Regions from separate parts of the Mus musculus genome. Here all the other regions are linked to region 2. Evidence: chromatin loops called from intact Hi-C (ENCODE). Cell type or tissue: left cerebral cortex. All regions are shown on one strand. Region 1 holds the start of Gm32735 (a long non-coding RNA gene). Region 2 has its middle 54 kb from the start of Gm32735. Region 3 has its middle 11 kb from the start of Gm32735.

Evidence for each region. Hi-C counts contacts between places; a loop is a spot of excess contacts. Peaks named below come from ENCODE experiments on the same cell type or tissue, not always from the same donor. Only the 100,000 strongest peaks of a DNase experiment are listed, where the experiment ranks them.
Region 1: it touches region 2 in a loop (2.1-fold over the local background); 2 of 42 quality-filtered maps call a loop at or near these places.
Region 3: a loop joins it to region 2, with 2.0 times the contacts of the local background. A loop is called at or near these places in 2 of 42 quality-filtered maps.

Annotation. Positions count from the first base shown.
Region 1 is chr8:30,913,785-30,916,284 of GRCm38, forward strand. It overlaps Gm32735 (a long non-coding RNA gene), which reads left to right and starts at 1,713. Exons shown (of 2, transcript XR_378851.2): 1 at 1,713-1,835; 2 at 1,917-2,500. In left cerebral cortex, no CTCF peak of the experiment used is centred here; DNase peaks (open chromatin) are centred at 1,561, 1,821 and 2,122; H3K4me3 peaks cover 821 bases; H3K27ac peaks cover 764 bases.
Region 2 is chr8:30,859,946-30,862,445 of GRCm38, forward strand. No RefSeq gene overlaps it. Among named protein-coding and RNA genes, the nearest start is that of Gm32735, 54 kb to the right of the region's middle. In left cerebral cortex, no CTCF peak of the experiment used is centred here; a DNase peak (open chromatin) is centred at 1,025.
Region 3 is chr8:30,903,639-30,906,138 of GRCm38, forward strand. No RefSeq gene overlaps it. Among named protein-coding and RNA genes, the nearest start is that of Gm32735, 11 kb to the right of the region's middle. In left cerebral cortex, no CTCF peak of the experiment used is centred here; no DNase peak of the experiment used is centred here.

The DNA.
Region 1 (2,500 bases), 54 kb after region 2:
TAAGCCTCCTTGCATACAAAAGATAATGACAAATGCAAAACAAGCATTCGGAACAGTGCGGCTTATCACTGGAGAATGGGCAAGGTGCCAGCTCTCTGCACTAAACCGAGGAGGGAGCTACAGCCAGGCAGGGCTAGTGGAACTGCCCAGGGATGGGGCACAGAGTCACAGGCATCAGCTGAAATTGGCATTTTCCTAAACTAGGATGTGAACCCCACCATGGATGGCAAACGTGGCTGTCTCAGGGGAATGAGGCAGCACCTGGGAGAAAGTTCAAACTGCTGGTGCTACCCAAAGATGGAGGTGGTCCACACAGCTTAGTTTACCATTCTATCTACAAACCACCTTCAGGCAAAAGTTTCAGCCTGAATCCAGAGCCTCCAATAGATGGAAATTTTCTTGAAAGCCAGAAAGCAGTAGTTTTCAACCTGTGGGTAGCAACCCCTTTGGGGGAAGGGGTGTCGAACGACCCTTTCAAGGGAGTTACATATCAGATGTTTACATTATGATTCACAACAGGAGCAAAACTACAGTTATGGCATGAAAATGAAAATAATTGTACGGCTGGAGGTCACCAGGACATGAGGTGCTGTATTAAAGGGTTGAAGTGTTAGGAAGGTTGAGAACCACAGACGTAAAGGTTTGTAGATCACATAGTCAGGGTGAGAGTGTTCTACAATGACCTCTAAGGGGTTTGTATGTCTGTGTGTGTGTGTGTGTGTGTGTGTGTGTGTGTGTGTGTGTGTGTGTGTGTGTGTGTGTGTGTGTGTGTTTAGAAGCAGAAGTACATGAAACTTAAGAAGCACAAAGACCAAAGTGTGGACACTTTGCCCCTTCTTAGAATTGGGAACAAAACACCGAAGGAGTTACAGAGACAAAGTTTGGAGCAGAGATGAAAGGATGGACCATCTAGAGACTGCCATACCCGGGGATCCATCCCATAATCAGCCTCCAAACGCTGACACCATTGCATACACTAGCAAGATTTTGCTGAAAGGACCCTGATATAGCTGTCTCTTGTGAGACTATGCCGGGGCCTAGCAAACACAGAAGTGGATGATCACAGTCAGCTATTGGGTGGAACACAGGGCCCCCAATGGAGGAGCTAGAGAAATTACCCAAAGAGCTAAAGGGATCTGCAACCCTGTAGGTTGAACAACAATATGAACTAACCAGTACCCCCCGGAGTTCTTGACTCTAGCTGCATATGTATCAGAAGATGGCCTAGTCGGCCATCAGTGGAAAGAGAGGCCCATTGGTCATGCAAACTTTACATGCCTCAGTACAGGGGAACGCCAGGGCCAAGAAGTGAGAGTGGGCGGGGGAGGAGGATGGTGGGGGGGGGGATATGAGGGACTTGAAATGTAAATGAAGAAAATACCTAATTTAAAAAAAAAGAAGAAGAAGAAGAAGAAGAAGTATGCTCAACCTGCTAGCCAGGAAACCTGTTGTTACAAAGTTGTGCTGCTGCTGCTGCTGCAGGATACAGAGGAGTGCTTTAAGTAGGTCTGGCGGAGGAGGGCGTGTGTGCATGCATCCATGTGAGTGTGTGCCTGTGCGTGCTCAGGTTGACCTCAAACTTCAGATCCTCCTGCCTCCACCGTACATAGTTGCAATTACATGCCCATCTCTGTTAAGGTGCCCCATCTGTGGTGAGTTCTTCACATAGTCTTTTTCCCGACACTTCTCGTTTCTCACAGAAGAAACGCAGCTCTTAAGTAGATAGCTCACTGAGTGCTTAGAAGCTCTTTTGTAGGCGACTGTCTGGAGCACTCTCACCAAAATCCCAACACTAGATGTCTGCGGGCACCCTCACAGCCGAACAAACCTCGCAGGTGCTTGTGTGACTGAGGAGAGGTAGGTGGCAGAGTAGATGATACCCAGCCCCTCCAAGTCTTCACTCTTTTTTTTTCCAGCTCTCCTGTGCCTTCGATGCTACCTCAAGAGGCCACCTGCTGAAGCAGCTGCCACAAACATGCTCCAGCCAGACTCTGCAGGCAGACAGAAGGTTGACAACGATGAAAGAGCTCTCAGCCCAATCTCTCAGCCTCACTCTTTCTGCAGCTGTGCCCAGAAAGACGTCTCTGCGGGTATTAACATGAGGAGCTCTGTTAACTCATCCCTGATCACTCCAAACCTGTGATTCTACTTCCATGTCCAACTGTCCCCTCCTGGGGTAGTGCCAGTCTCAGAGACTTTACTTAGATGTTTGTCAGCTTCTGCACAGCTGGGAGCAGAGCCGCGCCTCCACAGCCCAGCTGAAGAGAACAAAAGCTTCCAATGCCTACAATCGTAATGAGTCTCCGCACCCCCACCTCTGTACCGTAGCCAACTCCCTTCCCTCCTCCCTACGAGTGGAAAACCACCTTAAAACGCACCCCCATACCACCTCAAGATCTTTATTTATTTCCATACCAGGGGAGGACGGCATGGTGGAGTGGGGGCGGGAAGGGGGGTGAGGAAATGGTGTTTGTTTCCCTTGTTTTTCCAGAAGCTAAAA
Region 2 (2,500 bases):
GAAGATTCATAGCCACAAAGTTCGCTGCACCCCAGTTCCATCGTAATGTTTTACTTGCTACATGTTCTACAACACAGGCTCAGATGGTGACCCAAAGAGCGGTCCTCACAGCTGCATGCTCTCGAGGAAGATGCTGAAAAAACATAGGACATCATGTCTTCTCCTCTTAGTTCACATGAACCTGTTCTCCACCTTTAATTCACATGCACGTCTGCCATGCATACACATACAGTTCAGAACTTGGCAATACAAAAACAAAAAGAAAAACTCTTATTCCACTAGACAGCATACATGGCCAGTTTAAAACAAAACCAGACAATAGAGAACCATCTATACCTCAGCTTGTATCAACTAATGTTAATTGCTTGGCTAAAACCCAGTGTCCAAAGCCATGTTTATAATTAATACCTAGCCCACTTGGAAGCCTTCATATACCAAGTCACCACTAAAGTATTGCCTGGCGAGCAGACTAATGTAATTGCAGCACTGAACGTCTTCAGTTCTCAAGATTCGTTCTTCATATTACCCTAAAAGCAATTTCGTTTGCCTTGTTCTGATGGAATAACTCAACAAGAAAGATGCTCCTATTTAGCAATGGATAGTCGGGATGCAGAGATAAGTTTATTAAGACACATGATTAACCCCCCCCCTGCACCTTTTGATCAGAAAATGTCCAAGAATTCCTGTTTCCAGAAGCAACTTCACTAAGTTGTCCTGGTGTTAATCTGCAGAAAGAAGGTAGCACGAATGCTGAGCTGCTCAGAAGGTTCCCGGAGACCTAGACTTATTAATCTACTTATCTCCAAATTTGTTATCCCAGAAACACAGGAATCTCTTTCGCTATGTATTTATTTATTTCCCAGGAGAATTCTAGCATGGTCTTAAGAGAGCAAGGACAAAGCCCTGCATTGCCCCTGGGTGCTATTTACCCTGTTAAAGCACTGGCCTGCAGACCACACTTTCAGAAACACCGATTTAGAAATAAAACTACAGTTGTTTAACCCCAGCTCATTGAAAGGTCTATTGAACAACCCCCTCCCCCTCAACTTCAATCAGGCTTACTGGGTCCTGCTTTCTACAGAGCATATGGTGGGGGCGGTGAGGCAGGCTGGAGGTGGAACATGACAGGAAAGGGGGAAGATAGAAACTTGTAATATAGAATTTATTTTGTGCTCAGAAATGAAGAGTGCTTAAGCTAATCACTTAGAAACCAGACCTCTCATGTTCCCCTTCAATGCAATGGCAGGCATCATTACACCCCAGGAGCATATGACAGACAAGCGACCACACCTTTTTCCTTTCCATTCCCCGCTGTCCCCATTCTCTGGAAATAAAACTGCTGTCTAACCTGGTGACTCAAATGGGGCATTTGGCAAGGAGTATTTTGCTTCACGTTGAGTGATTTCTTCCTAAGAAATTATCAACGTTATAATAGCAAGGTAATTAGGGAAGCATCGAGAAGAACTTGATTAAAATTGCTTCTAATGCTTTGTATCTAACAAGAAGCAAGCATCTATGCCAGAATCTTCAAGAAGTTTAGAAATCTGATAGGTATGAAGACAGAGATGGTTCCCTTTAATAAATGTTTTTCTCTCCTCTCTTTCCTCTCTCTCTCTCTCTCTCTCTCTCTCTCTCTCTCTCTCTCTCTCTCTCTCTCTGTGTGTGTGTGTGTCTCTCTCTCTCCTCTCTCCTCTCCTCTCTCTCTCTCCTCTCTCCTCTCCTCTCCTCTCTCTCTCCTCTCCTCTCTCTCTCTCTCTCTCTCTCTCTCTCTCTCTCTCTCTCTCTCCCTCTCTCTCTCTCTCTCACACACACACACACAACATGGCAATAGTTAAACTAACATTCCACTATTGCAACAGATGTTTGATATATCCCAATCTGGCCACAACTGTGATGTCCCATTGGCCAAAGCAAGTCAGAATCGACATGGGACAGAGTACATAAGTGCTTTGATAACGGAGCATGTGATTTTCTCGTGATGGTTATGCTATCAGTCATCCACATGGCCTAATACTGCTCATCTGGCCAGGGTGAATGGAAACTCACAATTCATACAGAGTAGGGAGTCTCTGAATTCAGCCAATCAAACTTATATGGTGGCACAGAGCTGGAGTGACAGCTCAGTCAGTAATGTATTTTCTCTGCAAACATAAGGACCTGAGGTCAATACCTGGTACCTATTTTAAAAATAAAATAAAACCAAGTGTTGTGCCAGTTCTGGGGAGACAGAGACTGGAGGATCTCTGGGGCTTCACTTAGCTTAATTAGTGTAGCTAGTCTGTTGCCTAGAAAATAAGAAAGACAGCTCTTGAGAAATGGCACCCAAGCTGTACCATTGACCTACACACGCACATGTGTGCGAGTGTGCATGAGTGTGTGCATACTCGTGTGCACACACAGGCACACATATGTGTCTATGTGCATGTATGCTGTGCACACAGGCTTGAGCACTGTTTTTCTCTGTTTTATCGGGAATGTTTTGCCTTAATAAACAGATTTT
Region 3 (2,500 bases), 44 kb after region 2:
TATTCTTTCAGCCAGGAACATTACTGTAAATGATTTAGAAGATGCCAAGCAATGCCTCCTTTGCTAGTTATTCACAGGTGCGCACTCAGAGAGATACAAGTAATAATAAAAATATAAACAACAGCAAAAGGAAGAGGGTGTGTGGTGGGATGTCTGAAGGGAGAGTATAGTGTGGCCTCTAGATTGAAGGTACTTCATCATCAGGGATTGTGGGGCAAGTTGAACCATGTCGCCAACAGAAAAACTGGCAAGGTCGAGCAGATTAAGGAACCCTGGCAATTCTTATAATTGAGAACATTTAAATCTACTCCCGACCAGATTCCTGTCCTGGAACACGTAACAGCAACACCCCACTAAGAGGACCATGACAACTTGCCCCTTTAGCACAGAAACCCAGAGTTCCCCCTGTTAATGAGGTATCTAGATGAGCCCTGAGGGTTTAGCCAATAAGTTTCCAATCTGGGGCATCTCTTCCTGCAAAAGGTATTTAATCTCTTGTTCACCCTGAGTAAGTCATATGCATCTTTTTCTGCCACGAATAAAGTTTGGACAAGCAAGGACTGTCTCTCTAATCAAGGTCCACCAGAGGGGGAGGCCTTTGTCACGCAGAGCCAGAGGTGCAGAAGGCCCTTCCACATTCCTGCCACACACCCTCAGCTAAAGCCAAATTCTAACCCTGCACCAGGCTTATCTCAGGCCTGAGGACCCTTGTTCTCAACACTTTGCAATTCCCAGCCGCATTTGGGTCCCCCAAGAGTTTGAGAACCACAGCATCTATCCCAGTCCATGCCCCTTCTCGTGTTTCTTTGCTGAAGAAAAGCAGTCTGGAACCCTCTCTACTAGCCTGTGTTTAGCCTCCCTTGAAGGGCAGGCATGTCAGAGTCCCACAAGGCCACCACTCCATTGGCGAGAAAGGAACATAGCCTTGCGCCTCTGTGTTTCACCTCACCAAGCAGTTTTCCGACACCCCAACAGCAAAGCAAAATGCAGACTCACAGAGATAGGGATACATGAAGATCTGTGTCGTGTCATTCTTTCCAAAGACTTGGATATACATTAATAGCATCATTTATTCCTGGTTTCAATTAGAGCCTTGTTCAATAAAAATTCCACCACTGAACTTTCAAGTATAATTATAAAATTTCTGTAATGAATGCCATGAAATGGTGTGTTCGTTTCACTACCCCTTTTGCATACATGACATGTTTCACAAGACAAACTTTAGGATATGCGATCCAAGATATTTGGTACATTGATTGATTTGGGGCAAAAGCGTTCAAATTTTTACGGCTACATTCTCTGTAAAGTATTAAAGGGTTTCATAAACAAAGAACCAGGAAAACTAATTGGTAGGAGAAACATGGTAGCTAAACAACTAGCTACAGTTCAGAGTTCAGAAGAGGGGGCTCATGTGTTATGTTAAGGTCCTTCACATAATATAAACATAAGTAGTAAATTATTGAGAAAACTTTTGTTTAAAAACGGCATTTTTGAAATTCAATTCAGTTTCCAAGGTTTTAGAACATATTGCCTCCTTCAAAGTCTTAATTTGCTCTCTTACTCAATATGTAATCTATTATGTTCAAACTAAATTGGATATGTGTTCATTCGTTCTTTTGTTCATTTGTAAAATATATGGAAAATTCATTGTTATAGAGTATATTCATACAGCTATATTGTCAAATTGAAAAGCTAGGAGTAATAAACATAACAACTCCCCATAGCAAGTGAATTCAAAGCAGGCAGGACCAGCGCTAGTCTCAAATTACTATCTCCTGGTCTTTAGAACATGCAAGAAGAAGGAAGAACCTCTTCCTCACATTCCAGGTTTGTCTGGCTAAACGTGGTCAATAACTGCATTTGTTACCAGTGGGTCCATTGTCTCCTGAAATGCATTGTTGAATCGGGGATGGAGGAGCTCCATGACAGAGCACTAGACTAACATAGCCAAGACCTGGGTTAGAACCTTAGCACTTACACACACACACACACACACACAAACACACACACACACACACCTAGAAAGGGTTTCAGATGTGTCCAAACCACAGCATGACAGAAGACTACATGAGTTTTGGAACTGAACATATAATACATTTGGAAAGGCAAAAGGCACCGCTCTCTGCCCCAAACCATATCCTGTATAATTCATGTGTGCCTCAGAGAACAAACGTGGAAAGAAGCCCGTGTTAATTGACTGGATGACTGTGCTAGCCAGATGCCTTGCTTTCATAGGCACCTACACACATCCTATAAATTCACTGTAGGGACTAAGAAGTAAGAGTCATCTGTACAGTGTCACCAAGCCTTACTGTACGCTGCCTCTCTGGCCCCCTCCTCTGAATTGTAGCTAGTCGTTTAGCTACACGTTTCTCCTTCCAATTACTTTTCCTGGTTCCCTGTTTATGAAACCCTTTAATACATTAAGGAGAATGGAACATTCGGCTGCCAGAGAAAGCTTACAACATTCGAAACGATACAGATATGAGGGCAGAAAGAG